2 separate regions of the Homo sapiens genome follow, and region 1 is linked to region 2. A link is a loop called in an ENCODE intact Hi-C map of the cell type or tissue named here. Cell type or tissue: heart right ventricle. All regions are shown on one strand. Links, peaks and the distances in the headings refer to the core of each region. The heading gives the core; the rest is flanking DNA.

The links. Hi-C counts contacts between places; a loop is a spot of excess contacts. Peaks named below come from ENCODE experiments on the same cell type or tissue, not always from the same donor. Only the 100,000 strongest peaks of a DNase experiment are listed, where the experiment ranks them.
Region 1: it touches region 2 in a loop (2.0-fold over the local background); 20 of 110 quality-filtered maps call a loop at or near these places.

What each region holds. Positions count from the first base shown.
Region 1 is chr10:103,772,618-103,787,570 of GRCh38, reverse strand. The region is part of intron 2 of SH3PXD2A (SH3 and PX domains 2A); the gene reads left to right. Among named protein-coding and RNA genes, the nearest start is that of SH3PXD2A-AS1, 33 kb to the right of the region's middle. RefSeq lists enhancers at 2,035-2,536, 7,611-8,110. In heart right ventricle, for the core only: a CTCF peak has its summit at 6,109 (motif pointing right); DNase peaks (open chromatin) are centred at 7,870 and 10,110; H3K27ac peaks cover 2,348 bases.
Region 2 is chr10:103,705,808-103,720,760 of GRCh38, reverse strand. All of the region lies in intron 5 of SH3PXD2A (SH3 and PX domains 2A), which reads left to right. Among named protein-coding and RNA genes, the nearest start is that of SH3PXD2A-AS1, 33 kb to the left of the region's middle. RefSeq lists enhancers at 11,126-12,104, 12,105-13,084. In heart right ventricle, for the core only: CTCF peaks have their summits at 4,346 and 7,678; a DNase peak (open chromatin) is centred at 7,680.

The DNA of each region.
Region 1 (14,953 bases), core at 4,758-12,757, 66 kb before region 2:
CTGCTCATCTTGGAACCTTTGAGGAGGAATCCCCAGTGGGAGGGTGGAGGGAAACCCCTCTGTGTGTGCCTGCCCCCACTCCATCCAGCAGTGCAACAGGGTGGGGACCAAGACAGAAGAGACTGGGGCCAGGCAGTCTGGCAAAGTGCCAATGTTTTAAGAAAACTGTGTAGGAGGACTCCAAAATGGGAGACTCTATCCATTGCTTTATATATATATTTGGTGCATATTGAGAAAAGTCTGCTGCTGCCTGAGTCTGGCAGTTGGGACAGTTTGGAATACCTGGGTTTCTTGGCTGTGTAGTCAAGAACCAGGGTGCGGGCTGGAGCCATGGGCCTGTGCCCTGGATGGGTGACAGAATCACCTGTGATCTGGGTTCACCTGCGAGCCAGATTAAAAATGCATCCAGATTCCTGTTCCCCAGCAGCCTCCTGAATCTGACTGTCTAGGGCAGGCTCCCTGTGTCTGGAGTTCAGATAGGCTTGATAAGTGAATCGGATGCAAAGCTGGACAGAACTGTGGAGTGCTGGGATAAGGAGACCCTAGGGCCTGAGGAGCTCCCTGTCACAGCTGCTGGTGATGCCTGCAGGTGACCTCAGTCCCAGCGGCCAAGGGCTTCTCTCACCTCTGCACTTTCTCCTCAGCTCAGGAAGGGCAAGAAGGAAGGAAGGAGCTTAGGGACAAACCTGACTTGCTCCTCCTGAGGCAGGGGAGGTTGGGGAGCAGGGGTCACCCCTCAGGCTGGGGGGACTCTCCGTAGGAACCAGTGTTGGCACGTGCTTTGTGTCAGGCCCTGCCCCATGTCCTTTCCATGATCACCCCTGAACTGCTTACAGCCCACCCTGGGATGTAGGCACCACCACTCTCCCCCATTTTTCAAAATTTATTTTTATTTTATATTTATTTTTTTAAGAGGTCTCACTGTGTCACAAGGCTGGAGTGCAGTGGTACAATCATAGCTCATTGCAGCCTCACCCCTGGGTTCAAGCAATCCTCTCAGCTCAGCTTCCTGAGTAGCTGGGAGTACAAGTGTGCACCACTGTGCTGGACTAATTTTTAAATTTTTTGTAGAGATGGGGGGTCTCGCTATGTTGCCTGGACTGGTCTCAAACTCTTGGCCTTAAGTGGTCCTCCTCCATTAGCCTCCTTAGTAGCTGGGATTAAAGGTGCAAGCCACAGCCCCCCAACATTCCCCCTTTTTTAAAAAAAAGAGATGAGGGTACTCAGGTCACATAGGATGTCAAGGTCTCACCACAGGTAGGTGGAGGAGCCAGGATTCAGACTGGGCAGTCTGGTGCTGGAATCCATGCGCTAAGCCGTTCCTCTCTGCTGCCACTTTGATGTGCTGCAGAGCCAGCCTGGGAAGCCCCACACCTCGAAGAGGAGAGGAGTCCTTTCCCTTCCTTGCCAAGAAGGCTTCAGCTACAGAGCAGAAGGGGCAGGTGGGGGCTGGGCATAGAGAGAAATGGTCAGTTTCTGTATGTTCGTTTCCTTGCTCTGCTCAGGAGTCTTGGATTCTCCCTGTGGTGTTCTCTCTCTGTCTCTCTTTCCTCAGTTTCTCTATTTCTCTCTGTCTGTCTGAGGTCTCTGAGCCCATCTCTGGCTGTGGCTGTGTTTGTTCCTGTGACCTTTCCCTGAGCCTCCGTCTACGCTCTTATGTCAGCCTCCCCGGAGGCTTTTTCTCTCGCCCTGATTCTGTCTTTGCCAGTCTCGTCTGCATGTCTCATCCCAGGATGCGGCCGCATCCCAAGCAGAAGTCTGGGAGAAGGGCAGGTGGAAGCCTGCTCTGGTCTGCATGGGAGTCTCCTGCTGGGATTAGTGAAGGCAGAAGCCCTTGCAGGGGAGGAAACCTGCTTCCCCTCCTCAGGAGACTGTGGGGATGGGGAGGCAGCTTTCCCGAGAGTGGCTCACGTACAGACGCGCCTTTTGGAATCAGGCGGCAGTCTTGGCACCTGATGGGGAGGCTGTCCTGCCTCCTGTGGGCAGCCGTGATGGCCAGCCATTGCTCTGTCCCCCTCCCAGAAGAGCAGTGACTGCTTCCTCCCTTCCCTGGGCCATGCTGTGCCCGGGGGCCCTATGAGTACAAGGGGCTGGCAGTGGCCTCAGCCCTCACTCAGGCTACCCCCGGAGAGTGGGGTTCAGAGTCCCTGTGAGTGGGGTTAGGGGCACGGAGGGCAGGAGTCTTGGGCCAGCTCTTCCCCTTATCTGACTGGACAGAGGGTCCCCGGGTCTCATCTGTCTGTTCCATTGCCTAATCCCTGCCCACCCCCATGCTAGCTGTTCCTCTAAGGCCACACCTGCCCCATTGCTGTTCCTGCTAGAAATAGCTGAGCAGTGGGCAGGTGCCCAGGAAAGGGAGTGGCTCTTGCAGGGACAGGCTGGCCCCCAAGCTGTCAGCGATCCAGGTCAGGTAGGTGTCAGGAACAGGCTTGGGGCAGGGCTTTGCTGGCCCTTGAATATCTTCTATCAGTGAACAGCCGTTTTCTCTGGTCCAAGCCTTTGCCATCAACTGGAAGGAAGGGTTGGGGGTGAGCACCTGATCACATTTGTTGAGCACCTGCTAAGGGCAAGTGTTGGTGTTCAGAGTGGGGCTGAGGGGCTGGAGACAGATGCAACCCGAGCTGACCTGCAGACTGGTTACCCGTCTAAGCAGACACGCCTAGTAGGCTGCCGCTCCCAGGTGTCTCTGCGTGTAAGCCACACATGTGCCTCCACCTCAGTGTGTTCCAAACCCAGCTGCCATCTGGACCCCTCCCCACATCCTCCCCACTCCCTTCTCCTTTTCCCCCTTCTCCCCTTCCTTCCTCCTTCTTACTTCTCCTCCTCCTCCCCTTTCTTTTCCTCTTCTTCCTCCTCCACCCCAGCAGACCCATCCTCCTGCCTCCTCACTGCACCCCCCGAGTTTTTACTGGGACTGTCCTGCCCTCCAGCCAGCCGCTGCCAGTGCTTCTCTGTGCTGCAGCTTCTCTCCAGTGTTTATTTGTAATTAGGAATGTTTTCAATCCTATAGAAAATGATATCACAGGCATGAGAGGACCGACTGCCCAGATTTAACACGTGAATATTTTGCCACATTTGCTTCAGATATGTCTCTTTTAAATAAATAAAATGGTGCAGATAGAAGAGGTGTCTGGTCAATGCTACATTCCCTTCCTCCTGCCTTGGGTCTGCGTGTAGGAGTGGAACTGGAGGTGGAGAAGGGCTGGGGTTCAGGTAGGCTGGGAAGGCGCTCCAGGCACGGGCATCCACGTGGGCAAGGTGTGGGACAGGACCGCCTTGGGCATGCACAGAGGCTTGGGCGACCCCTGCTTCTGTGACCTCTTGGGGTCTGAAGTCCAGGGAGGGCGGGACCTGGAAAAGGGCAGGCCTGCACACAGGTGCCCCAGCAACCCCCGAGCAGCCAGCATCTTCTCTCCCTGCACTTCCTCCTCCTCCTGCATCTCATTCCAGGTGGGCAGCTCCCCTGTTTGAAAGGAGCCCATCACCTGGGTCAGCAGCTGGGCTGCCACCTGGAGAAGTAGCCTGCAGCTGGGCACCAGGGTGGGCTTGGAAGACAGCAAGCTTTGCGGGGGGACTTTTCCTGTTGCATTCCCAGGTCCCTGGCAGGAGGCAGTTTTTCCCCCAAGGAGAGCCTCATTAGAAGGGCTGGCAGCAGAGCCTGGGAAGCACAGGCTGCCCCGGGCGGCTCGCCTCACTGCGGGGGCTGCTTTACAAGGCTTCCCTGGCAACACTGCCCGAGGTTTATTTTTAGCTCTAGGGATTCCTCTCTTTTTCCATCTGGGCTCCACCTTGTTCTCCCCTTTTCCCACTGTGAAGGAACACTGGGAAGTCCTTGGCTTAAGGAGATTCCAAAAAGAAGTTATAGGAGACGTCTATGGGCAAAATAAATGCCTGACCTCAGTGACCAGGGAGGAAGCCATCCAAGCAGCAGATGCCAGCTTTGACACCTTCAGACCTGTACGGGGCACACCTGTGCCTGGGTCAGCTGCTATGTGCATCTAAGATGCCAAAAGGGATTCAAACCCGGTTGGGACCACCCCACACCTGGCCAGTCATGTCCCATATCCAGCCCAATAGCAAGTCAGCTCGTCCTCAGCTCATCTTCTCAGACTCTGCCCCCCAGAGACAGCCCGGATCTGCCCTCTTCCTCTGCATCGACTCTGCCCCCACCGTGGTCCAGCCCCGCATCAACCTGTCACCTGGGCAACTGAGACAGCCTCCTCAGGGGTCTCCACATTCTCACGGTCACCTCCTCCATAATCCAGTCTTCCCACGAATCAGAGCCCTCCTAAAACATAAACCCTATCCTGGCAGACCATGGCCTTGAACCTTTCTGAAGACTCCCTTTCTTTTTGGAATGAACTCCAAACTCCTTGCCTGCCCCCAGGCCCTGGGTGATGGCCCTGCCTGCCCTTCCAGACCCATCTCTGTCACCCTCCTGTCACTTGTTCTCAGCACCCCAGCTCGCTCGCTTCACCTGCTCCTTGGGCACCAAGCGCAGTGCTGCCACCAGGCCTTTGTCCTTGCTGTTCCCTCTGCCTGCAGTCCCTTCCCTCAGGTCCCCAAGGAGCTGACTCCTGGGCACTCAGCCTCAGCTCACATGGCACCTCTCATAGAATCAGAGAGCCCCCCCCCCCAAGGCATGCATTCATTTCATGTACTCTTGGTCACTTTGTCACATTCTACTGTCTTCAAAACACTTATTACAACCTGTTATTATCTTTTTTTTTTTTTTTTTTTTTTGGAGAGATGGAGTCTCCCAGTGTTGCTCAGGCTGAACTCCTGGGCTCAAGCCATCCTCCCACCTCAGCCTCCCAAAGTCTGGGATTACAGGGATGAGCCACCATGCCCAGCCCATTGTCTTCTTAACTGTTGTTTACTATGTCATTCCCCACCTCCCTCCCCTTCTCCCCAGAATGTGAGCTTTCAGAGAGCAGGATCTTGCCTGCTCCATAGCTTCTGTTTTCCCGATGCCTAGAACAGTACCTGCCATATAGTGTGTGCTTGGGAAATCATTGTTGAATGAATAAATGAATGCATAGTGAGCTGCCGCTGGTTATGAAGGAATGGGAGAGAGAGGCCTGCTGTCCTCCTCCTCCGCTTTAAAGGCAAGTTTTATTTAGCTCCCATTCCTCCTCTTGTGTGCCCATCTTTGCCTATGGGCTAGATTTACTATTGGGATCTGCTTGTTAAGGATTAGATGAAATCTTTATGGCAGAGAACAATGAGGACTTCTCAAATTTTCATGTGCACATGAACTACTTAGCAATCTTGCTAAAAGATTCTGATTCAGCAGGTCCGCCTGGGGTTTGAGATTGTGCTTTTCCATCAAGCTCTGAGATGATGTCAGTGCCACAGTCTGCCTTGAGTAGCACCGGCGTGGAACATTGGGAGGATATGTTTGAAGTCCCTCTTCTCCATTCCTCTCTTATTCTTCTTTCGGTCCCAGTGTGATCTTTCCCTTGTTAGGTCATAGCCCTTCGTGACCAGGTGGGGATCTGATCTGGTGAACTTGGGCTTTGTGAGGAGCCCTGTTGCAGCACTTCCCAGAGGCTGCCCAGGAATGGCGTGGGCTGCTTCAGAGAGGCGGTGGGTTCCCATCGTTGGTTCCTCTGAGCTTGAGGGTCATGTGTCAGGCATGCTGATGTCCCTGTGGCAAGGAGGAGGCTCCTCCCTGCAATTCAGCTTTGTGTCTCTGTGTGCTTTCTACAAGCTTGTGAAACCAGGATCTTGAGGTGTGGCCCATTCACCTAGAGTGACTTTCAGAGGCCATCTGGCAAGTCCTCCACCCTTCTCAGTCCTTCCGGGGGAAAGCATGGCATTCTAACCACTGTGCATGTGGGTTTGATAGATACAGCTGTGGGAGAGGAGTGATGGTTTAGTTCCAGCAATAGTTGAGTCATGCAGGGAATGTAATGCCTGACTTGATTGGATCTAAGGATAGAACCGCAGGAGGAATCTACATTTTCTATTGCCTTCCCTCTTTTAGTTTGTTTCAATAGACCTTGATTGAGCTCCTCTGTATGAGTCAGGGCAGGCTAACTGCTGTATAACAAACTCAGTGACTCAACATATTTATTTTCTGCACAGGTCCCAGACCTAAACAAGTCACTAGAGGGCTCTGCTCCAGGCAGTCATTCAGGAACTCAGACTCCCCCAGCTGGTGACCCCATCCTGCGTGGAGTTTTGCATCTAGCCAGCAGGCAAAGGAAGAGAGAATATGAAGGACTGCAGGGAGATTCTGTGGGTTATGCCAAAGGGAAGGGTACATTACCCTGCTCATGTGCCACTGGTCAGGATTTAGTTCCATGATTGTACCTCCCAGCAAGGGAGGCTGGGAAATGTATTCTAGTCATAGGTCCAGGTATGTGTTGGATACCATGATGGACAGTGGAAATATCAAGGCACAGACATGACTTTCAAGAAGCTCACAGGCTTTTGGAAGGAAACAGTTTCACAAGCAAATCATTAAGTCCAGTATGGTAAGCATAGTTCTAGAAGTGTGACCGATCTGCAGGAGTGATGGGGAGGAGGGAGCTGTGGAACAGCAGGTTACACCTGTGGAGACCTCAGGCAGGCCAGGCAGTGTGCAGGGACGGACAAGCAAGGGTGGCAGGGCGTGTGACTAGAGAGGTCAGTTGAGCAGAGGTCATGAATAGGCTTGTGTCCCACAGGCAGCAGAGAGCCAACAAAGGGTGTGAAGCCGAAGATGAAATCTGCAGAGTGGGGAGCAAGTTGCAGCAACATTAGAGACTGGTTCAAACTTAGCACTCTCCTTGCCTGGACCTGCAGAGAGGTTTCACATGTATCTTGGTTTCTCATGCCAGGAAATTTCTAACAGAGGAGGAAGGGGTGGCAGTGGGGAGGTGACTCTCCAAGTCACCTGGTGCAGGCAGTGCTTCTGGCTGGAGTTTGCTGCGCCTGCCTGACCTTTGAGGGTTCCACTCAGCAACACAGGGCCTGGATGGTGGCTTCCAGTGTCTTCAAGGATGCTTTCATTGCCCTCTCCTGAGTTCTAGGATGGCCCAGCCACTCTTATTTCCTGGGAAGGCCAAAGAGGCTGGTGCTGGTTCACAGCCCCAGGGCTCCATATTAACCAGGCAAGGCTACAGGGAGGAGCTGAACTCTGCCCGCTTGACCCCAGCCTTCTGCAGTAGCCTACTCTTTCGCTTTTCCTTTTGACAAGACTTTGGAGGAAGAAGGTTCTGAGACCTATGGGCACCTTGACCCATTTGGAATAGAGAAAAAAGTGGGGAATGGAGATGCTTGGGGAAGGGAAGGAGAAAGGCAAGGATGTTAGACTGTCATTTAGAAGTGTTCCGCTTGGCTTCCCTTTCCAGGAAGCCCATCAGGGTTGCACACTGGGGGCCTGCTCTGGAATCTCCTTGCCTTGAGCAGCAGCCTGGGCCCAGGCCCGCTGAGGGTCTGTTTTGGCTTCATCTTTGCCAAAAAGTGCTCTCTTTGTCCCAGATTTCAGTCTGAATTTGATCCCGTAGTGGCCAGGGCACTTGGGGTACCACAGTTCTAGGCCATTTGGAGGATGAGAAGAATCAAGAACAATTGGGGCTAGGGGTGTGGTTCAGCCGGGAAAAGGTTAAAGCCGTTTGCCTTCCTTCCCCTTCCCCCTTCTTCAGGGCCTCCTCCTATTTTGGATAGTCCTTGCAGTTTGTGTGAGAGAGAAAAGTGTCAGGCAGCTTTGGGGAGAATTTCAAAAACCTGTGAGTGGTCTCTGGCAAGGCTAGGGGATGGCTAGAGACCCCCAGGAGGAAACAGAGTGACCACAGCCAGGAACCTGCCAGAAAACACCTCAAATCTGGGCAGACTTCCTTCTCTGCGGAGTGTCACCACCGGCGCCCTGGGCTGGTGCCAGGATTCCTCTGGCTGGCTGTCTCACACACAGATGTTTCTTGCACCACTCTCCGTCCTCTGTACTGGCCAGATGTGTCTTCCTAGAATTCCACTTTCACAGTGTTCCTTCGCTGCTCAGCAGCCTCAGGGGCTCCCTATTGCCTGGAGGAGGAAGTCCGAGTTCTTCCTCTGTTTCAGATGACCCCTGCAGCCCTGCCCCTCACACTGCCCCATGTATACCCTCCCTGCTCCAGCACCAGGCTCCCCCAGCTCCCACACTTCCTAGGGACCAAAGGGAGGGAAGTTCACAAGCAGCCGGGGCTGGCACACGGGGGTATCAGGAGGATGCTGGGGTGTAGCTCCCATCCATAGTAAGAAGCCGGCCCCGCACGGCGCCTCATGCCAGGCGGGTGGATCGCTTGAGGTCAGGATTTCGAGACCAGCCCGGCCAACATGAGGAAACCCCGTCTCTACTAAAATACCAAAATTAGCTGGGCGTGGTGGCAGGTGCCTGTAATCCCAGCCACTCGGGAGGCTGAGGCAGGAGAATCGCTTGAACCTGGGAGGCAGAGATTGCAGTGAGCCGGGATCGTGTCAGTACACTCCAGCCTGGGCGACGGAGCAAGACTCCATCTCAAAAACAAAAACATAAACATAGTAAGAAGCCATGCCTCAGGTTCTGTGACTCCTGGGGAGACACTATTCCTTCTGCCAGGAGCCAGGCTCAGAGCTGGCCACTTGCAGAATCTCTTATCTGACTCCTTTTGTCACTAGCTCCCCAGGTGCTCTGCTGCCCTGGCCTCATGCTCTTCCCTCTTGGCCAAGGGGAGCTGAAGTCACCTGAGCTATCTGTGTTGGGACAAAGCTCAACAGCCTTAGGATGAGAAAGGGTGTGAAATTATAGGTGAAAAACCCAAAAGGCCTTACAGCTGTTGGAAGTTAGGGTTAGATGGGCTTGGCAGGTGGCCCTGAGCAGCTCCCTGAAAGCAGAAAGGGCTGGAGGAGGGCATCAGAGATCAGGGAAACACCACCGGAGTCTCTTTACCTTCAAACTGGCGACCCCATTCATCTAGCACTCACGGTAAGGCCAGCACACCTGCTCACCTGTATTCTCATTTCATCCGCACAGTGCCATGGGGCGCTGTTTCTACTCCCATTTTACAGATGAGAAAATGGGGTCACAAAGAGATTAAGTGACTTGGCCAAGGTCATGTAGCTAGGAAAGAATAAGCTGGAGTTCTGACTTCAGCCCTCAAGCATTCCACTACTGACTAGAACACTAATAATGGTAAAACAGTGCCAAGGGAGGTGCCTCCTTCTGGGGGTTTCCTCTGTGCCTGGCCTGTGTTAAAGCGCTCTACCTATTCATTTCCCCCCGCCTTTTTTTTCTGGAGACGGAGTCTCGCTCTATCGCCCAGGCTGGAGTGCAGTGGCACGATCTCGGTTCACTGCAAACTCCGCCTCCCGGATTCACGCCATTTCCTGCCTCAGCCTCCCGAGTAGCTGGGACTACAGGCATCCGCCACCGTGCCCAGCTAATTTTTTTTTTTAATTTTTAGTAGAGACGGGGTTTCACCATGTTAGCCAGGATGGTCTCGATCTCCTGACCTCGTGATCCTCCTGCCTCGGCTTTCCAAAGTGCTGGGATTACAGGCGTGAGTCACTGCGCCCAGCCCATTTTCCCTTTTTAACTTCAGCCACCATGGAGGGGAAAAACAGGCATGGTCCTATTTTACAGATGAGTAGACTGAGGCTCAGAGAAGTTATGTGGGAATGATGACTCCTGGCATTTGGCAGCACTTGCTTGCATCTTCTCCTTGGATCCTCACAACACGTGTGGAGACAGGCAGGTCCAGCATTTCACAGATAAGGCTGTGGTTACCCAGAGAGGCCAAGCCATTTGCCCCAGTTGCCCAGCAACTTCTTGCAGGCTAGAACTGGAATCCTCCTCTGTTGACTCCAACCTAGTGCTCTTTCTCTCCTGCACAAAGGCCATGGGTCAGCAGGTGGGGGTCTGTGGAATGAGGCCACTGGGGTAGGTTTGGGGACAGGCATCGGTACTTGGGCACCTTTTGGGCATCAGAGAGAGGCTTTCTGTGGCTTGAGGATTTCCCCTGGGATTGCATCCTCCAGCACATCTTTGCTTAATTCACCCTGTGTATATCTCACTGCAGGTGTCGGGCTATCCGCCCAGGCCTAGCATGTTAAATGTCACGTCCTGGCCAGCCCCCACCCACGGAATGAGCTGCTGGGAAAGCCAGAGGCCTCCTCCCCAACCCTGGCCCACGCACGCCAGCTGGGCAGCTCCCCTGGGGCCTCTAGATGCCCAGAGCCAAGCTGGCCCAGGCCAAGACGCCTCCCAGACCCATCCACCCCTCTCAGTCTCCCTGCCGCCTCCCTGACCTCAGGGTTGTAGTTTCCTAAGCACTTTCCCTGGCATGAGGGACGCAGCCTGGTGTCATAACAAGAGTAATGGTGACAGGGGTGATAAGAATAGCCGGTGTGTATGGAGCACTTACTCAGTGCCAGGCTCTGTGCCAAGCACTTTACCTACATTATCTCATTTAATCCTCTCACCCACCTGACCAGTCAGGTTTTGTCCCTGTTCCCATTTCACAGATGAGGAAACTGATTTGAATGCAGAGCTGCCTAGCTATTCACGATTTATTTTTCTTCACATTTTCTAAAATGTTGTGCAAGCACCACTGTGATTCAGGAAGAGACTCTTCATAGTATACGGACAGATATTTATCTTTTAATGGTTATGTTTTGTTTTAATGTGTTAATGGTATGGGTTGAAGTTTTTATGTATTCCTCCCAAAATTCATATATTGAAGTCCTAGCCTCTGGTACCTCAGAATGTGACCTTATTTGGGAACAGGGTCATCAAGATGTAATTAGTTGAGATCATCCGGGAGTAGGGTGGCTCCTAATCTAACATGACTGGTGTCCCTGTGAAAGGGGGAAATTTAGACAGACACACACGCAGGGAGAGCATCATGTGGAGATGAAGGCAGAGATCAAGGTTCTCCTTTTTACAAACCAAGGAATGCCATAGATGACTTACATCCCTGAAGCTAGGGGACAGGCATGGGACAGACCCTCTCTCACAGCCCTCAGAGGGAACCAACCTGCCCATACCTTGATATTGGACTTCTAGCCTCCAGGACTGTGAGACAATCAAACTCTGCTAAGACACCTAGTTTGTGGTACTTTGTTACAGTGGCCCTAGCAAACTAAATAGTTAGAATACACACACACACACACACACACACACACACACACAGACACACACACGCATGCACACACTTTTTTTTTTTTTTTTTTGAGACAGTGGTGTCTAGCTCTGTCACCCAGGCTGGAGTGCAGTGGCATGATCATGGCTCACTGCAGCCTCAACCTCCTGGGCTCAATTAATCCTCCCTCCCCAGTGTCCCAAGTAGCTGAGACCACAGGTGCACAGCACCACACCCAGCTAATTTTTAAATCTATATATTCTGTAGAGGTGGAGTCTCACCATGTTGCCCAGGCTGGTCTGAAACTCCTGGGCTTAAGCAATCCTCCTGCCTTGGCCTCCCAGAGTGCTGGAATTACAGGCATGAGCCACGGTGTCCGGCTATACACTTATGATTTGAAGACAGAGAAAGGGGCCATGAGCCAGATAATATAGGTGGCCTCTTGAAGCTAAAAAAGGCAAGGAAACAGATGCTCCCCTAGAGCCCAGGGATGGAAATGGCTCTGCTTTCCCCAACCCAGATGCTGTAGACAGCAGCTTAGTGAGTGTGTGTTATTATCGAGCAGGCATCTGAGACCTCCCACCTGCCAGTCCCCATCCCAGAGACTCCAGCCACATGTAGTGCCGTCCTTGAGCTGGGTTCTGAAAATGACTTCTCCATCTCGTCACACTGCTGGTGATGCTTTAGGGCACCCTAATTACCCCTGAGAGTGGCACATCAGGCATCTGCCCTCATCCAGCCCTGGTGCCAGCTGTGTGGTCATCCTCAAGTCGCTGGAATAAATGATCAGGAGCCTCCACCCCGGATCCCAGCACTTTCTCTGACATACGGCAGCATTTCATGGAATCCGTGAGCAAGGCAAATCACTCCCATCCCACTGCTTCCTGTAGCAATCCTGACAGGCCCACTGCCGAGCATAAGTCCCTGCCATTCCTCCCCCTGGAAGGCCTTCCTCCCATTTCCCAGCTCTCTATTCAAGGCCTGGCTCTGATGTCTCTTCTGAGACATCCTTTTGCTCACTCCAGCCACACTGATCTTGTCCTTTCCTAAACTCCCATCGCCTGGCTTTTCATACCACTCAGCAGGTTGACACCCACTTAATGCTGCTAGTTAAGTCCCTTGTACCCATGTGGGTGTCCCAGCTCCCACTCGGATCACAGACCATGACTGACACTCCTGAAACCTGCTGATGTGGTAAAGGCCTGGTTGGGAAGGGACTTGAAGTAGTGAAGGCTTGCATGTTTTCCAGAAAATGGTCAAAGAAGACTTCTTTGACTTGTTAAGGAACTTTAGAACCTGGAATGGGCTCCCTGTCAAAGTTGGGGTGTGTTCTAGCACCGTGCTTCCTCAGCGTGGCATGAGCCATGTCCCAGCTAAAAGCATCCCAACTCCTTGCCAGGGTGGACAGGTCCTCTCTCTCTCCTCTCGCTCTCTCCCTGGCTGTTCCTTCAGGCCTATCTGGGGGGCCACTAGTATGGAAATGGTAGAAGAGTCACTTAACTTGAATATAGATCATTAGAAATGATCAAATCTGCATAACACTCCAGGCGTCCAGCTGGGACACCGGAAGGGCGGCACTTTAGCAGCAAGGACCTAAGTAAGACCCTAAAGTAAGGCCTACTGTAAACTCACCCTAATCAAACCCAAGAATAAGTCCTAACAATATCCACAGAGGAGACAGAATTTGGAGGTTGAGTCACATCAAGTTAGAGGTACTTGGAAAATACCTAGGACTTTCCATAGATCCCCCCTAAGAAAGCATAAAACTCTGCCTACGTAAGTTTGAGGTGATTAACCATTACTTGAATTGGCTACTAGAACAAAAATCAACACTTTTCAGAGAAAAATAACAGAATCCAGAGTCTCTACAGCATATTAGCCACAATGACAAGTATAAAATGAAACATTACTAAGTGGTCAAAGAAATAAGAAAATATGACCCATAGGTGTAAAAAAGTACTAGAAACTAACACAGAGATGGCCCAGATGTTGAACGACTTTCAAACAGTTAAATAACTAAAGGAAAATATGGATTTAATGATTAAGCAGATAGTAGAGAAATGGAAACTATAAAAAATAGAGTCAAATAGAAATTTTGAAACTTAAAAGTGCCATAATTGAAATGAAAATTTCACTGGATGAGCTTAACCGCTAGTATGGAAATGGCAGAAGGATCACTTAACTTGAATATAGATCATTAGAAATGATCCAATCCGTATAACAGAGAAAACAGAATGAAGAAACACACGCACAGTCCCAGAAACATGTAGTACAATATGCAGTCTTCTGACTTACATGTAACAATAGTCCCAGAAATAGAAGAAAATTATAATGGAGTAGAAACAAAACTTTTTTTTAAATGGCCACAAATTTTCCAAATATTGTGAAAATTATCAACTTACAGATTCAAGAAGCCCTGTGAACTCCCAAAGAGAATAAATATAAAGAAAATGGCTAGGCATGATGGTTCATGCCTGTAATCCCAGCACTTTGGGAGGCCAGGACAGGAGGACCACTTGAGGCCAGGAGTTCAAGATCAGCCAGGGCAACATAGTGAGACCCTGTCTCTAAAAGAAAAAAAGACAATTAACTGGGTGGTGCACACCTGTAATCCCAGCTACTCAGGAGGCTGAAGTGGGAGGATCACTTGAGCCCAGAAAGTCAAGGCTGCAGTGAGCTGGGATTGTGCCACTGCACTCCAGCCTAGGAAACAAAAGCTCGACCCTGTCTCAAAGAAAGAAAAGAAGGCTGGGCACAGTAGCTCACACCTGTAATCCCAGTACTTTGGGAGGCTGAGGCAGGCAGATCACTTGAGCTCAGGAATTCAAGACCAGCCTGACCAACATGGTGAAACCCCGTCTCTACTAAAAATACAAAATATTAGCCGGGCATGGTGGCACACACCTGTAATCCCAGCTACTCAAGAGGCTGAGGCAGAAGAATCGCTTGAACCTGGGAGGAGGGGGTTGCAGTGAGCCGAGATTGCACCACTGCACTGCAGCCTGGGCAACAGAGCGAGACTCCGTCTCAAAAAAAAAAAAAAGAAAGAAAGAAAAGAGAAGAAAAACCACACTTATCATTATTGTCCCTCTCTTCTTCTGTGATGCTCGCTGATGTGTCCCCTGCATGTAACACAGGGGACTGCTTAGTCCTCAGCTAAGTAGAATGAACAAATGAATTCTGAGGTTTCCCGCAATCTTGCATGGTCCCCACAGAGACTGGGTGGCCTTGTCTCTTTTTTTCTCTTTTTTTTTTTTTTTTTGAGACAGAGTTTCACTCTTGACACACAGGCTGGAGTGCAATGGTGAGATCTCAGCTCACTGCAACCCCCGCCTGCCAGGCTCAAGCGATTCACCTGCCTCAGCCTCCTGAGTAGCTGCGATTATAGGCGCCCGCCACCACGCCCAGCTAATTTTTGTATTTTCAGTAGAGATAGGGTTTCACCATGTGGTCAGGTTGGTCTCGAACCCCTGACCTCAGGTGATCCACCCCGCCTTGGCCTTCCAAAGTGCCGGGATTACAGGCGTGAGCCACCGCGCCCGGCTGTCCTTGTCTCTTTTTAAGGGGAATTTCTGGGTCAGGAAAGCCACCAGCTTTTTGTAGTAATGCACCCTTTTTTCTTGAGCTAGATAGAAAGGGCACAAGGATGAAGGTTTGAGGATTGGGGCCTGAAAGCTTGAGTCTCTGGGAGCTCCACCCTCTGGGAGGGGCGAGGAGCCGGCCTCTTGGGTTACAGATGTGCCCCAGCTGGGCTCGCCCGTCCTCCCCTCTCCCCTGCGTGGATTGCTGCGGAGCCCTGCCCTGGGAGAGCTGCCGAATCAGCTTTCTCTGGCTGGAGCCAGCGCGTGGAGCCCAGCTGTCCCCTATCT
Region 2 (14,953 bases), core at 3,935-11,934:
TGCACCTCCTCCCTCTCCGGCTGTTTGGACCTTTCCAGGCGACTGTGCACCTCCCTTCCCTCCAGCCTAGAACATAAACACGGGATCGAGTAACAGCATATTTTGACTCTGGGGCGACTGTGGAGTGGCTTATCAAATTATCAAAGCCTGTGGATTTAATTGGAATTTTGTAGATAACCCCTGGCTTCTTTCAAGTGTGCTGCTGCAGGGTCCATTGAGAATTCATGGGGGCTGGGGTGGGGGACCGTCTTCCCTTTCCATCTTCCAGAGAAGACAAGGTCTGTCACAGCCCAGACTCAGTGGGGGAGGTGGGCAGCAGGCCTGAGCGCCTCGGCTTTGATCCCAGGCCACTCGCTGGCTTCTGCAGGCGGAGAGCCAGACCCATCTCCGGTCAGTTAGTGGTTGCTCTTCCAGACCACTGGCCCTGCACAGAAAGGATGTTCTTCATGGACACCTTTGATGAGCCTGGCACAGAGCAGCCATGGTGGTTTTGCCTCCTCACACGGAAGGATAATGGGATTTGCGCCCTTATGAAAGAGGCTCCAGCAAGGCCCTTGCCCCTTCCATCATGTGAGGACACAGCATTTGCCCCTTCTGCCATGGCAGGACACAGCTAGAGTGCGCCATCTGTGGGGAACCAGCCTTCACCAGACACCAAATCTGCTGACACCTTGATCTTGGACTTTACAGCCTCCAGAACTGTGAGCAATAAATTTCTGTTTTTAAGAAATTACCTAGTGTGGCCGGGCACGGTGGCTCACGCCTGTAATCCCAGCACTTTGGGAGCCCAAGGCGGGTGGATCACCTGAGGTCAGGACTTTGAAATCAGCCTGGCCAACATGGCAAAACCCCATTTCTGCTAAAAATACAAAAATTAGCCAGGCGTGGTGGCACGTGCCTGTAATCCCAGCTACTTGGGAGGCTGAGACAGGAGAATTGCTTGAACCCAGAAGGTGGAGGTTGCAGTGAGCCGAGATCGCACCACTGCACTCCAGCTGGGTGACAGAGCAAGACTCCATCTCAAAAAAAAAAAAAAAAAGAAAGAAAAAAAAAAAGAAAAAGAAATTACCTAGTGTAAGAAGGTACTCTGTTATAACAGCCTGAACAGACTAAGACGCTTGCTGTGTTTATTGTTGGCCCCTCCCACTAGAACACAGGCTCCAGGAGAGTATGAACTTGTCTTTGTTCTGTTCACAGCTGTATCCCCAGCACCCAGAACAGTGCATGTCCCAGAGCAGGGTCTCAGAGGGTCTCTGTTGGATGAATGATTGTTGTCATTCAGCCCTCACTATGGTCTTACATGGTAAGTACGACTGTGACATGATTTTACCAAGGAGCTGAAGGCTCAGGGACATGAAGCCACTCACCTGAAGTCACCCAACTGGCAGGTGCAGGGCCAAGATCCAAGCCAGGCTGGCTGGCCCCAGACCTACGGTTCTAACCACAGCCCTGACCCAACCCATCACTCAGCTCACACCCACTACGCCTTCCCAACCTCGTCAGCACCCGCTCCCCACCTCCACCCCAGCCAGAGTAGGTGGGTACCGGCCTCAGCCCCTTTGATGTTTTCCTTTGAGGATGGTGTGTGTCAGTCTGTTCAGGCTGCTGGAACAGAGTACCATAGCCTGGGTGGCTTATAAACAACAGAAATAAAATTCTCACAGTTCTTATGAAAGAGGCTGGGAAGTCCTAAACCAAGGCACCAGCAGATTCAGTGTCTGGTGAGGGCCTGCTTCTTGGTTCATAGTCATCTTTACCCTGGTGGACAGGGAAACAAGCTCTCTGGGTTCTCTTTTATAAGGCACTGATCTCATTCATGAGGCTAATGACCATAGCCTAATCAGCTCCTACTATATCACCTTGGGCGTTAGGATTTAACATATGAATTTAGGTGGGACACAAACATTTGGTCCCTAGCAGTGTGTTCTTGGAAAGTCAGCAGTTGAATAGGGGTGTATGTGCGTGTGTGTGTGTGTGTGTGTGTGTGTGTGTGTGTGTGTCCTGATTGGGGGGAGGGAGGGGAGCAGAAAGGGAAAGGAAGAGTGTTTGCCTTATTGTATTGGTCACCTCCTCTGTAGTCTACATCATGCTTATTTAAATATTCATTTAAATATTAGGCCACCCACGAAGGTGATGTTATTATCCCCATTTAGCAGATGGGGAAGCGAAGTTGCTAGCAGTTACCTGACTTCCCCAGGCCATGCAGCCAAGTGGGGAGGCAGGCCTTGGAGCCTGGGTGCAGTTCTGTTAGGCCCCTCCAGCCCCCCAGCCCCCAGCCCTTTGCCCTGCAGTCATAAGGGGTCAATGGGCAGGGGTGGGCAAGAGAAGCTTGATGTAGTTTCTTGGTCTCTCCTGTGTGAATTGCTGGGGAGCCATGTGACAGCTTGGGATGAGGAGACCCTTGGTCACCAAATCCCAAAGAAGGCAGATAAAGACATGCCCTTGGCCCCGTGCGGTGGCTTATGCCTGTAATCCCAGCACTTCAGGAGGTCAAGGCGGGAGGATTGCTTGAGCCCAGGAGTTTGAGACCAGCCTGAGCAACATAGTGAGACCCCCATCTCTACAAAAAAAAGAAAAAAGAAAAAAAATGAGCCAGGCATGGTGGCACACGCCTGTGGTCCCCGCTACTCAGGAGGCTGAGGCAGGAGGATTGCTTAAGCCCAGAGTTTGAGGTTACAGTGAACTATGATTGCACCACTGCACTCCAGCCTGGGCAACAGAGACAGACCCTGTATCTTAAAAAAAAAAAAAAGACACATGGAAGCCACACCAAGAGACACCCTCTGTAGCAGCTGAGATGACCCCACTGTGAGCATGACCTGCCTCCTGGCACAGTGTCCTGAGGCCACTTTACTGACTCAGCTCCCCCTTGCTTTGCTCTGCCTGATCTCCTGAGAATCCCTTGCTTCCACAGGCAAGGCCCCTCACCCCCAGATGCAGTCCTCCCATATGGTGTCAACAAGGGCAAACAGGAGCTAAAGGCAGGCCCAAACTGGCCCGGCAGGACTCACCACGTGGTCAACTGCGTGACCCAGAAATGCCTCTTTGTGTTCCATTTTAAATTCTCATCCAGTGGAAATAAGGAATCTAAAAGTCTTTGAAACGAACGCTAGGAACTCTGTCTGTAGATTCCCAGGAGGATGCAGTTCTGGTGGGAGAAAGATCTGGCCGTAGGGCCCCAGGATCCACCTTTGCATCTCTGCAGCCTCCTGGCCCAGTGGCCACGCCCTCATTCTTTTCTTAGCTTGTCGCCAGCCTCCATGCTCTGCCCCATGGTTCCCTCCACCAGGAGCACCCTCCTCTCCTCCCCACTCGCTCTGGAACTGCATCCTACTCTGTCTCCAGACTCAGCTTGGGCCCCTCCTCCAGAAAGCCCTCCCTAGAGCTGGCAACCTGGCAGCCTTGGGATCTGTTTATGGATCTCTCCCCACCAAGGAACCCACATCTCTGGACCCCCAGGACCTGGCACCTAGTAAGTGTTGGGTGATTGCCCAACTGTGCCAAAATAAAGCCAGGCTATTTAATAGAGTTATACATTGAACTGCCCACCTCGGGGAGCAGAGCCAGGAGGATTCTCAACCTCTCCGGAGTCAGGGGGCCAGGGGTCAGAGACCAGCTCTGCCACTTGCCTCAGGCAAGTTGCAAGGCCCTTGTGTGCCTCAGTTTCCTTTATCTGTAGAGTGGGAATCGTTGCTGCCTCCAAAGGCAGTTGCGAGGATGATGCTTTAGCACACATAAAGTGCCAAACAAACCTGGCACGGTGTCAGCACTGCCAAGGCCAGTGTTTGCTGTCCCCATCATGGTGGGATGGGGACATCCCGGGTGGAAGCGCACAGCAGCAGCAGGCCCACATCACTTCCCTCCACATACATACACACGTTCTCCACTTCTGGAGATGCAAGGCTGCCTTTGCAGCCTCAGGGCTGAGGTTGCAGCCTTCTTGACCACTGCTGGCAGTCCAAGCCTGTGGGCAGGGTGGGCACACATGCCTTTGGTGCACCCATATCACAGAGGGGAAAACTGAGGCCAGGGCTGAGCTGATCTGCCCTGCTCTTGTCACTCACTTAGTATCTTTCTTCTTGGGCCTCTTACCAGCCCACTGGCCTTACCAGCCCACCTCTTACCCACGATGGGACACATAGTGGGCCCACACAGTGGGTAGACAGTCACCTCCCACTTCCTGCTCTCACCCTGGGCTTATCCCTTCGGCTTGTTTCTTCCTGCTGAAGCCAGCCATGATCCTGGTTAAATTCTTGACATTGCATGGGAGGAGCAGATAGCCCTGCTAAACTGGTTTCTGTTCTTCAGCCCAGGGCCACAGAGCCACCCTCTGTTGTACAGTAGAACAATGCCCCAATGTTCCGAGGGACCTGGGGTGAGAGGAGGATGGACTGAGGCCAGGCCAGAACCATCCCTGCCTCAGCCTGCCCATCAGGGGCCCCCAACACTCCCCATGGGGCAGAGTCCACCCCCAGTGTCCCTGCCTCCTGCGGGGAACCCCAGGGCAGGCCAAAAGGGGAGGCCATCCTGCGGGAGGCCTGCCCCAGCCAGAGCACAGGTTTGGGAACTGGGCCGGGCTGGTTAAGGTGGTGCAGGGGCTGGCTTAGGACACTGAGGGAGGCTGCCAGGGAAGGAGGGCCAGGGCAGAGGCAGATGCTGCTTGGGGCCTGGGGTGGGAGGAGGTCAGACTCAAGAAAACACTCTCCTCTGCATGACTTTCTCATCCTCCCCTCCCATTTATATTTTGGGGATGGTTGTTTCATCTTGGACTGCATGGTAAAATTGTGGGGAGTCCAGTGAGGGGGACAGAGGTTGTTGCTGCCATTTGCCTGGGAGAAGCAGAGCCCAGGAGGACAGATGAACTCTGCCAGCCCTGCTTCAGGGTTCCCGTAGGAAGACGAGGGGCAAGGTGGTGTGTGTGGCAGTGCAGCTGGAATAGCACTGAGAATGTGGGGTGTCTCCTCCAGGAGCCCCACATCCCCAATCCCAGTCGAATGCCAGGTCTGGCCTGTTCGGGAAGGCAGGGCGACTGCTCGGCTTATGTCTGGCTGCCAGCCTCTTGAGTTAGAGTCCAGGCTTCCCTGCTCACCAGCAGCATTGCTGTGGGTTGACTGCGTGGCCTTCCATTCTCTGTAAGTCACCCGGAGTCACTGCTCCGGCACTGGGGAGAATGAATTGGGATGATGCGTGTGGATCACAAACTGGGCACTGAGTCATACACCCTCCTACTCCCTTCCTTTTCCTAGGAGGCAAATGGAAGGTTGTGGACAGAGCCCTGGAACCTCTCCACAGCAGCCTCCCTTCACTCTGCAGGTAGTTACTGAGTGCCAGCTGTATGCCAGGGACCGCGTAGGCTAATCACCTCAAGGGTCAAAGCTGAAATTGTGAATTGAGTTAAATTAACTGCAGTGGCAACTGTGGGGACACCCAGCTCTGCCTGTGAGCTTGAATGGCTCACTTCTCCTCTTCCAGTCTGTTTCCCCATCTGTGCAAGGCCCCCGTGGTACATGTGGCAAAATGATTGTGAGGTTCAAGGGAGCAAATGCGTAGAAAATGCCCCTATGTACTTAACCCATCACAAAAGCTCAGGAAATGGGATTTTCTGTTTTTCTTCTCCTTTCCTCCATTAGCCCAGGCCTGGGTACAGAGCAGCCACCCCAAAAAGGCTGGGGGAATGGAATTGGGTTGGCCGAGCTGAAGGTGAGAGCTGGGAGAGGAGCATCTCACCGCATCCCTCTCTGCTCTGGGAGTCCTGGCCAGGGCTGGTGCTGCCTGTGGAGCGAGGCTGCCCCTACCACCCTGCAGGCTGTTGGAAACTCCAGGGCATCCCAAGTCCCTGTCTCTCCTGGGGGATTGGGGTAGAAAGTCCACCCACACATGCCTGGCTGCATTCTGGTCAGACACCTATCATCAAGATGGCTCTGTGTGCTCTGTAAAGCCCTGCCACCACCCATCTGGCCAGGGACGTGGGCCACACTGTCCTTGCAGCCCCCTGCCACTGGCTGCTGCACAAATAGCCTCTTTATGTTGATGGGCAGGAGGGCCAGCTGGACCTTGGAGCTGTGGGAGGCTGAGGGAGGGAACAGAACGTTAGATAAATAAACCTTGTCCATCCCCTGCCATGCCCCCTTCAACCTGGGTGGGCAGGTGGCAGGAAAATGCCCACAGGAAGCTGTGTCCAACCCACTTGAAAGGGGCATTGGCCGTGGGGAACAAGGACTTCTGCAGGCTCAGCTGTCATGCTGGGTCGGCGAGCTGGAGGGAAGCAGATTCAAACACCCCCAGTCCAGCCCAGCTCATAGCGCACACGCCTGGGAGGCCCATGTCCAGGGAGAGAAGATGACTCTGTTTTCAGGCCTGGCACAGGATTTTCTTCAGGGTGGGGAGGAAGGTGGCAGGGAAGGGTATCCTGGTGCAGGAGTGTGTGGGGGTAGACTGGGTCCCCCATTAATTTCTTGGGCTTGTGCATTCTATGTTCTCTGAAACCTCAAGACCCCCATGTGCCCACTCTCTTACCCCCAAGGAAGGCCTACAGAGCCCTTTGGAGCCTCTGGCGGAAGGGGTAAGCCCTGGAAGAGCGCTGAGGCCTGCTTTGCTGTTATGTTGTGTTCAAGGTGGGTCTTGGTTCCCCTGTGGTTATCACTACCCTCCATGTTCCTAGTCCCTGGGTAGTTACCCCTCCATGGGGAGTTTAAGGCAGAACTGAACCTAGAACCTGGGTCTTCGGCCACTGGGACCAGCCTTCCTCTGTTGCATTCTTGTGGGAGGCGTGTGTTCATGCAAGTGTTTCTAGATCATCTCTATGTGAGGCCCGGGACTTCAGAAGTAGCTCAGTCCCCACTCTCGGGGCCCTGGTGGTCTAAGGGGGAGGATAGCATGGCATGGGCCTGGCTTGCTTCCACAGGAGGCAGCAGACCATTATAGGCTCTGGCAAACCCTGGCTCCTCCCCCACCTGCTGTGTGGCCTGGGAATTATTTAAACTCCCAAAACCTCAATGTCCTTGCCTATAAAACAGGGCTTATAACAGCTGCTGATAATGGGGAAGACAGAAAAAGAACAACTGATTGTAATAGGTGCAGGGCCTTGCGCAGCAACAAACCAGCCTGCTGAGGTGGTCAGGAAGGCCTCCCTGAGGAGGTGGCATTCAGGCTGAGACTAAAGCAAGAGCTCACTACTCAAGGAGAGTGGCAGAGGAGGGCATCCAGGCCAGAGGGAGTCCCTGAGATTGTGTTTCAAGGATTGAAAGAAATTTCATCTTCCGTGAGAGTAAGGGATTTTTGGCTAGGGCTAGGCCAAGAAGAGATAGGCCTGAGGCAGTCATTAACAATCGCTACACTTCAGCATCAGGTAAATGGGCAGAACCTAGGGGTCTCTGGGCTATCTCCTGGCTCTGACATTCTGAGGTCCTAGCAGAACCAGTTGGCTATTGCAGTGGTCCAAGCATGCAACAGTCAGGATCTAGAGAGGGGCTGGATGGCTGTGGGAATGGGAGATATTCATAGACATAGTCCGAGATGAAAGGGACAAGCATCCAGAGACCTTGTGACTCCTTCCCCTTCACAGGCTCTGTAAGTTGGATCTTGAGGGTGGTTGGAGTTTGGGCACGTCTGTAACTTTGGGTCACTTTGAAGCCCTCGGTTCATGAGATACATGTGTATCTGGCTCCACCCCATGGCCATATCGGATATTACAGCTCCCAGCGTCTGGCTGATGCTGTACTAAAGCCGTGCTGGACCCTTGAGCATGGTTTATCTTGTTTGAGCATCCGTACAATCCAGGGAGGCCCATGCTCCTTTCTGCAGATGAGGGACCTTAGGCTGAGACTGGTTGACTTACCTCTCAGCTAGGAAGTGTCAGAGGCTGGACTCATGCCATTGCCCTTCAGCTCCAAGTCCACACCCCACACGGGGGTGAGCTGAGGATGAAGTGAGAAGCACCTGACCCTTGGCTGGGGCAACTAGCTCCAAATTTCAGGATGGGACCCTTCATCAGACAGAAGGGCAGAATAACTGCATCAGGACGCCATGGTTGCCATGGTCACCACGGGGGCTGAAGGTAGAGTTGAAGGCATGTGCCACATTTGGGATCTTTTAAGGGGAACCCAGGTTTCCTGCTGGGCCACATCCCTGAAAAGGTACAAGGTTTGCTGAGACTGCCAAGTCTGGTCCAGGCCCCCCAGGGCAGCCTGTTGAGACCCTTCCCCCAGCCTCAGGAGCTCCAAGGAGGGGCTTCCTATCCCAGGAGGGTTCAGGCCTCTGAGGAGGGGTGCTGCCTGGCTGGTACAGGCTCCTCTGATGGAACAGACACAGGGAAACCGGTTCTAGAAGCACTCAGAAAACCAGGTTTCCCGCTCCCAAACCACAGACTGAGCCCTTGGCTTCCCACACCCTCTCTCATGAATGGCCCATTTGGTCATGGGTCCAGAGGGCACGCAGATGGCTACGTGCAAAACCCCACCCAGGACATGTGGCCCGGAGCATGGCTCAGTGGTCAGAGCCAGAGGGAGAGTTTCCCCCAGACAGCTTTACTGAGGTATAATTTACATGCTATAATATGTACTTGTTTTAAGTGTACAATTAATTCATTGATTACTAATACTTTTACAGTTGTGCAACCATCACCACAATCCAATTTTAGAGCAGTTCCATCTCCCTTAAAAGATCCCAGAGGGAGGTTTTGGGGTTATTTTCTTTCCTTTTTTTTTTTTTAATTTTGAGACAGGGTTTCTCTCCATTGCCCAGGCTGGAGCTCAGTGGCACAATCGTGGCTCACTGCAGCCTTGACGTCCCAGGCCACCTCAGCCCCCAAGTAGCTGGGACTGCAGGCACACACCACCATGGCAGGATAATTTTTTTATTTTTATTTTTTGTAGAGACGGGGTCTGGCTCTGTTGCCCCTGCTAGTCGCAAATTCTTGGCTTCAAACGATCCTCCCGCCTCGGCTTCCCAACGTGCCAGGATTAGAGGTGTGAGCTGCCATGCCTGGCCACCAGAGGGACATTTTATATTCTTCCAAACTCCAGGTTTTGGAGACCTGTTGGTATCCCTTCCCTCTGCTCCTGTGTGAGGGGAGGACATGCCTGTTCCCAGGGACTGAGTCTCTGCCCCACTTGCTGCTGCTGTCATTTCTGGGCCCTCTGGTAGTTCCAGCTGCTACGCTGCCCTTGCACAGATTGCTCAGTAGCCCGGGGACGAGGTCTGCCTGGCCCTCCCGGTGCAGCTCTGAGGTGGACTAACCACTGAGTTGGCGCCCAGGGTGAAGGGGGAGGGTGTTCATCTCAGTGGGCACGTTCCCTGCGTATTGATTCCAGTGGCCCAGCTGGGTGTTCACTTTGAACTTCATCCCCAACCCCAGGTAGTTACGTGCCCCAGGTCAGTGGGAAGGCCACCTCAAATGCAATGCTTACTTCCCCCCAAACTTCTTAGAAGGCCAGTAGGTGCAGGCAACAGGCCAAGAGGCTGCACCACAATGATGCCCAACTTTCTACCCAGGGAAATTCCAGGTGTTCTGGCAGCTCAGCTGTTTAGCAGAAAGTGCATGAGGAGCTGATTATCAGCTTGGCTTTTTATAATCATTTTTCCCTCTTGGGATGCTCCTGGGAAGGAAGGTGGCAGAGCTGTTAAGGGAGGTGGCCTTGGACTCACAGGTGTAACTTCAGATCCTGGTTCAGCCCCCCACCAGCTATGTGCCAGGTGGGGCAACCGTTTTTTATTATTATTTTTAGAGACAAGGTCTCTGTCTCTCTCCCAGTCCTGGAGTGCAGTGGCACCATCACAGCTCACTGTAGCTTCAAACTGCTGGGCTCAAGCAATCCTCCTGCCTCAGCCTCCCGAGTAACTAGGACTACTGGCACATGCCACCGTGCCCCACTATTTTTTAAATTTTTTGTAGACATTGGGTCTTGCTATGTTGTTGAGGCTGGTCTTGAACTCCTGGACTCAAGCCATCCTCCTGCCTTGGCCTCCCAGGCAATCTTTTAACCCCACCTAAACTCACCACTTACTCACCACACCTGGGCCTGCCATCCCCACCTCTCACCCCAATACTGGGACGTCTCACTTGTGGCATATACCACAGAGGTAATTAAATCCTTAACATCCGGCTTCCCTGAGAGGCTGCACACACCCTGAGGGCCGGGACATTACTGCCAGGCATCTACCATATCCCTCGTGCTAGCTGAAGGATGGACACAGTAAATGCAATAAATGGAGAGGATGACTGTCTGTGGGCCTTATGTTCCCCCAGGAGTAAAATAGGGACCATAGAAGTGGCAGCATAGGGTTACTATGAGGTCTAGAAAGCTAATAATAGCTCAATTACTGTATCTCACCATGTGATGACATTCTTCTAAGCGATTTACATTTTTTAAATTATTATTATTTTTTGAGATGGGGTCTCACTCTGTCACCCAGGTTGGAGTGCAATGGTGCGATCTCGACTCACTGCAACCTTCACCTCCCAGGCTCAAGCGATTCTCCTGCCTCAGCCTCCCAACTACAGGTGATGCCCAGCTAATTTTTTGTATTTTTGGCAAAGGCAGGGTTTTGCTATGTTGCCCAGGCTGGTCTCAAACTCCCGAGCTCAGGTGATCCACCCACCTTGGCCTCCCAAAGTGCTGGGATTACAGGTGTGAGCTACTGTGCCCAGAGGACTTTTTTTTTTTTTGAGATGGAGTCTTGCTCTGTCACCCAGGCTGGAGTGCAGTGGCATGATCTCAGCTCACTGCAACCTCCGCCTCCCGGGTCCAAGTGACTCTCCTGCCTCAGCCTCCCAAGTAGCTGGGATTACAGGTGTCCACCCCCATGCTCATATTTTTAGTAGAGACAAGGTTTTGCCATGTTGGTCACACTGGTCTCGAACTCCTGACCTCAGGTGATCCACCCACCTTGGCTTCCCAAAGTGCTGGGATTATAGGCATGAGCCACCTTGCCCGGCCAGCCTACATGTTTTAATTCTCTAATTTTTGCATCCATCCTATGAAGTGGGTATAGTTGTCATTTCCCCCTAGTTTGCAGATTAAGCCACTGAAGCACAGAGAGGTCATGTGACTTGCAACGCCAATAACTGGCAAATATGGGCTAGAACCTCTTACCTATCCTACCCCTCAATGAAGCTTGGCAAGGGCTTAGCATGCTGCCCAGCATGCAGTCTTAATGAATGGTACCAGTTGTTACTATTGTTGTTGCCGAAGGGGCTGTGCCAGAGGCTGGCTCATTAGCGCCCACAAAACACGACTCATCTCTCAGCTACGTGGGTTTGCAGTTTCTGGAGTCATCGGAGCAGCCTCTCCTTCCATCCTTGCTGTGTCCCAGTGAGAGGCAAGGTGGGAGGGTTTGCCCCTGGTCCCAGGCTTTGGAGCTCAGTTCCCCAGACATCATCCAGCCCAGCCTTTGCAGGTTGTGCAGTCCAGAGAAGGGAAATGGTTGCCTGAGGTCAGAGAAACTGGATTAGCACCAGGATTTTTGGCTCCAAGTCCAGTGCTCTTTCTGGCTCTCAGAACTTTCCCAGCCGATTTCAAGAGCAACCCCAGGCTTGGAGCATTTGGAGCATCCCTGGTGCGGTGCCTGGGAGGGTGCCTGGAGGCCTGAGTTGAGCCCTTGAGAAGATCCCAGTAGGAGCCTGGCTGATGGACAGGGAGAAGGGACTGGCTCCTCTGAATGGCTCAGAGGCAGGAGCTTGGCTGTGGCCAGGTCTGATTTAATTTGGCAGAGGCAGGCTGCAGCTTAGACCAGGCTGTGCCTGCAAGCCAGGGAATTGAAGGTTAATTGCCAGGGGCACCTCTTCCTGGCCCCCACCCCAAGCAGGAGAGGGCACCCATGAGCCTGTCACCTGGTCTGAGACCCCTGGAGAACTGCAGTGTTGCCTCAGGAGCCAGTGGATGGGGGACATGCATTATCCCCATGCTGGCCCCCTCATGTGCTGGGCACGGTGCTAGGTCCTGGCAGCCACGAGGATCTTAATAGGCACGAGCAGGGGACACTTTGTGCTGCCCAAGACAGGAAATAATTCAAGGAAATTCAGGCATCTTGGTTTGGAATTTCCCAGAAGCAGATCTGAGGCTGAGGATTGCGGCTCAAGCAGTTTGGAGGTGACACTAGAAGGCATCAGTAAGGTGACACAGGGCAGGGAAGACAAGGCTGCCAAGCGCAGTGTCAACGAGCTTCATCTCGCAGGGACTGGCACCTGGCTGCAGGCTGTTCCCTGGGGGCAGGGGTGCTGGGGCATTCATGCACCCCTTTTCCCTCCCTCCAGGCCATCCCCAGACATAGCCGGAGGGAGCTGTCCAAAAAGCCTGTGTTTCCTACTGTGCTTAGGGTGACTGCCTGGGGTTTCCTGGTGCCCTTCTCCTGGGGAGGCCTGGGCTCCAACCTCCCACTGAGGGAGCCACTGGTTGGTGCTGCAGGAACCAGAGGAAAGAGCCTGGCAGCCGCAGGGAAGGTCAGGAAGTCCCCACCACCACCCACCCCAGCTTGGGGACCCGAGCTGAGGCCCTTTGTCACTAGCTGAGTTTCTGTAACGAGTGTGGAGACAGGACTGTGATTCACTCAAGGCCTGAGGTCGGCGCCAACAAAGGTTATCAGGAAGGCCTGCAGGGAGGAGGCCAGGCTCATGTGTCCCTTGTTCCAGAAGAGCCAGATCAGGGTACCAGAGACAGTCATTGAGCTTAAGGAGGCCAGGCAGGTCCCACACAGGTGCTCAAGCCAGGAGCGCAGGAGGACACTGGAAAGGGAGAGAGACTGTGGGGGCTGTGGGTGTGCAGGGAAGGCTGCCAGGGAGCTGGGCCTCCAAGTGAACTTGGGTGCTGAGGGAGGGTTTGGAGGCAAAAGGAGAGGGAGACAGCCTGGGCCAGGGTGACCTTGAGTGCAGGCTTGGAGATTTCCCAGCAGAGGAGGGCAGGAGGGTAGGAAGGTAGAGAGAGACACACACAAAAGCTCACGATGGTTAGGAGTCAGCTGGCACTGGAGTCAAATCCCAGCTCTGCCACTGGGCTAGTGACTTAACTGACTATGCCTCAGCTTCCTCTTCTGGGACATGGGAGTAATGATAGCATCTTCTTCTTGGTGGGTGGCTACAAGGATTAACTGAAATAATGTACATGAAGTACAGTGAGCAGCTGGGCCGGGTGGTTCACACCTGTAATTCCAGCACTTTGGGAGGCTGAGGCAGGAGAATTGCTTGAGGCCAGGAGTTCAAGATGAGCCTAGGCAACATAGCAAGACCCTGTCTCTAAAAAAATGTTTTTTAATTTAAAAATATTGAAATACAGCCTGGCGCGGTGGCTCACGCCTATAATCCCAGCACCTTGGGAGGCTGAGGCAGGCAGATCACGAGGTCAGGAGTTCGAGACCAGCCTGCCCAACACAGTGAAACCCCTATCTCTACTAAAAATACAAAAATTAGCTGGGCATGGCTGGCGGGCATCTGTAATCCCAACTACTTGGAGGCTGAGGCAGGAGAATCACTTGAACCCGGAGGCGGAGGTTGCAGTGAGCCAAGATCGCACCTCTGCACTCCAGCTTGGGCAACAGAGCTAGACTCCATCTCAAAAAAAAAAAAAAATTGAAATATATAGTGCCATGGCTAGCACATAGTAAGCACCCAGGGAGTATCACTTCCTAGGTACAAGACTCTGTTTTCAGACTTTAGCCCTGTCAGGGAGAGGGGTGAAGGAGGCCATAGACACTGTAGTCCAACTGCCAGAGGAGAGAGACACACGTGAGGCAATAGTGCAGGACATTAGCAAGAGCATCCAGGCTCCACTGTGATGCCAGGGTGGTTTCCATGACAACCAAGGTGATGTCACAGAGGACGGAGCACAGGAGGCCGCGGGCTGCTGCCATTCCGTCCTCATAAATAGGCAGGAAATGTACTGTCTGCACTTGCTGACCCATCTGTGACAATCAGGGATGACCTCCTGGAGGAAGTGGCACTTCCACTGAGCTCTACTCGGGGGGGAAAGGAGGGGAGAGCAGAGATGCAGGGTCTGCCTATCCTGCCAGGCAGGGATTGAGAACAGGTGGAGGATGCTCGGGATGGTGTTAGCAGCGTCTGACCAGCCTCTTGAGACCATCCGGCAGCCCTGAGCTTGGTTACTGGTTGTCAGGGAATTCGTGCATTTATTCAGGAAACACGATTATAACCAGCCCTGTGCTGGGCCTGGCAAGACACACACAGTTCCTGCTCTCAGGGAGCCTACTGTTGAGGGGAAGAAATAGACAACAAACAAGGCAATGGCAAAAATATAAAGGCAATGGTGACAGCCACACAGGAAAATAATCCAGTGCTCTGCTAGAACAAGGTTTGGGGGGGTGCCAGAAAGTGTATTAGGCTGGGAGCTGGGGCCCAGGACAGCATTGGTCCGGCATCACTGCCCCCAGAACTTAAAAAACCTCTGCTGAGAGGAGGCTGTAAAACCAGCCCTGGTGAGGCCAGGCCATCCTCAGGCTCCTCCAGTCCAGCCACTGACCCACTGAGCAGCCACACCAGCGGCAGAACCACCAGGAGGCAGCCCAGGAAGCTTGACAGCTGCAGGTGCTCTAGAGGGGATGCTCCATCACCATCGGAAACCACAGTGCATCTCTTGAGCATGTGGTCATGGACGCTGTGACACTGTGACCCACTGTGCGGGTCACCAGCCAGGTTTCTTCCTGTTGGACATTCTCATGCCAGCCCTGAAGTTGTGACCTCCCTAAGGAAGAGTCTAGAACTCAGTGATGTCATTTGGGTATTTCTTTCTTTCTTTTTTTTTTTTTTTCTTTTTGAGACAGAGTCTTGCTCTGTCACCCAGGCTGGAGTGCAGTGGCACGATCTTGGCTCTCACTGCAACCTCCACCTCCCAGGTTCAAGCGATTCTCCTGCCTCAGCCTCCTGAGTAGCTGGGATTACTGGTGCACACCACCACACCCAGCTAATTTTTGTATTTTTAGTAGACAGGGTTTCACCATGTTGGCC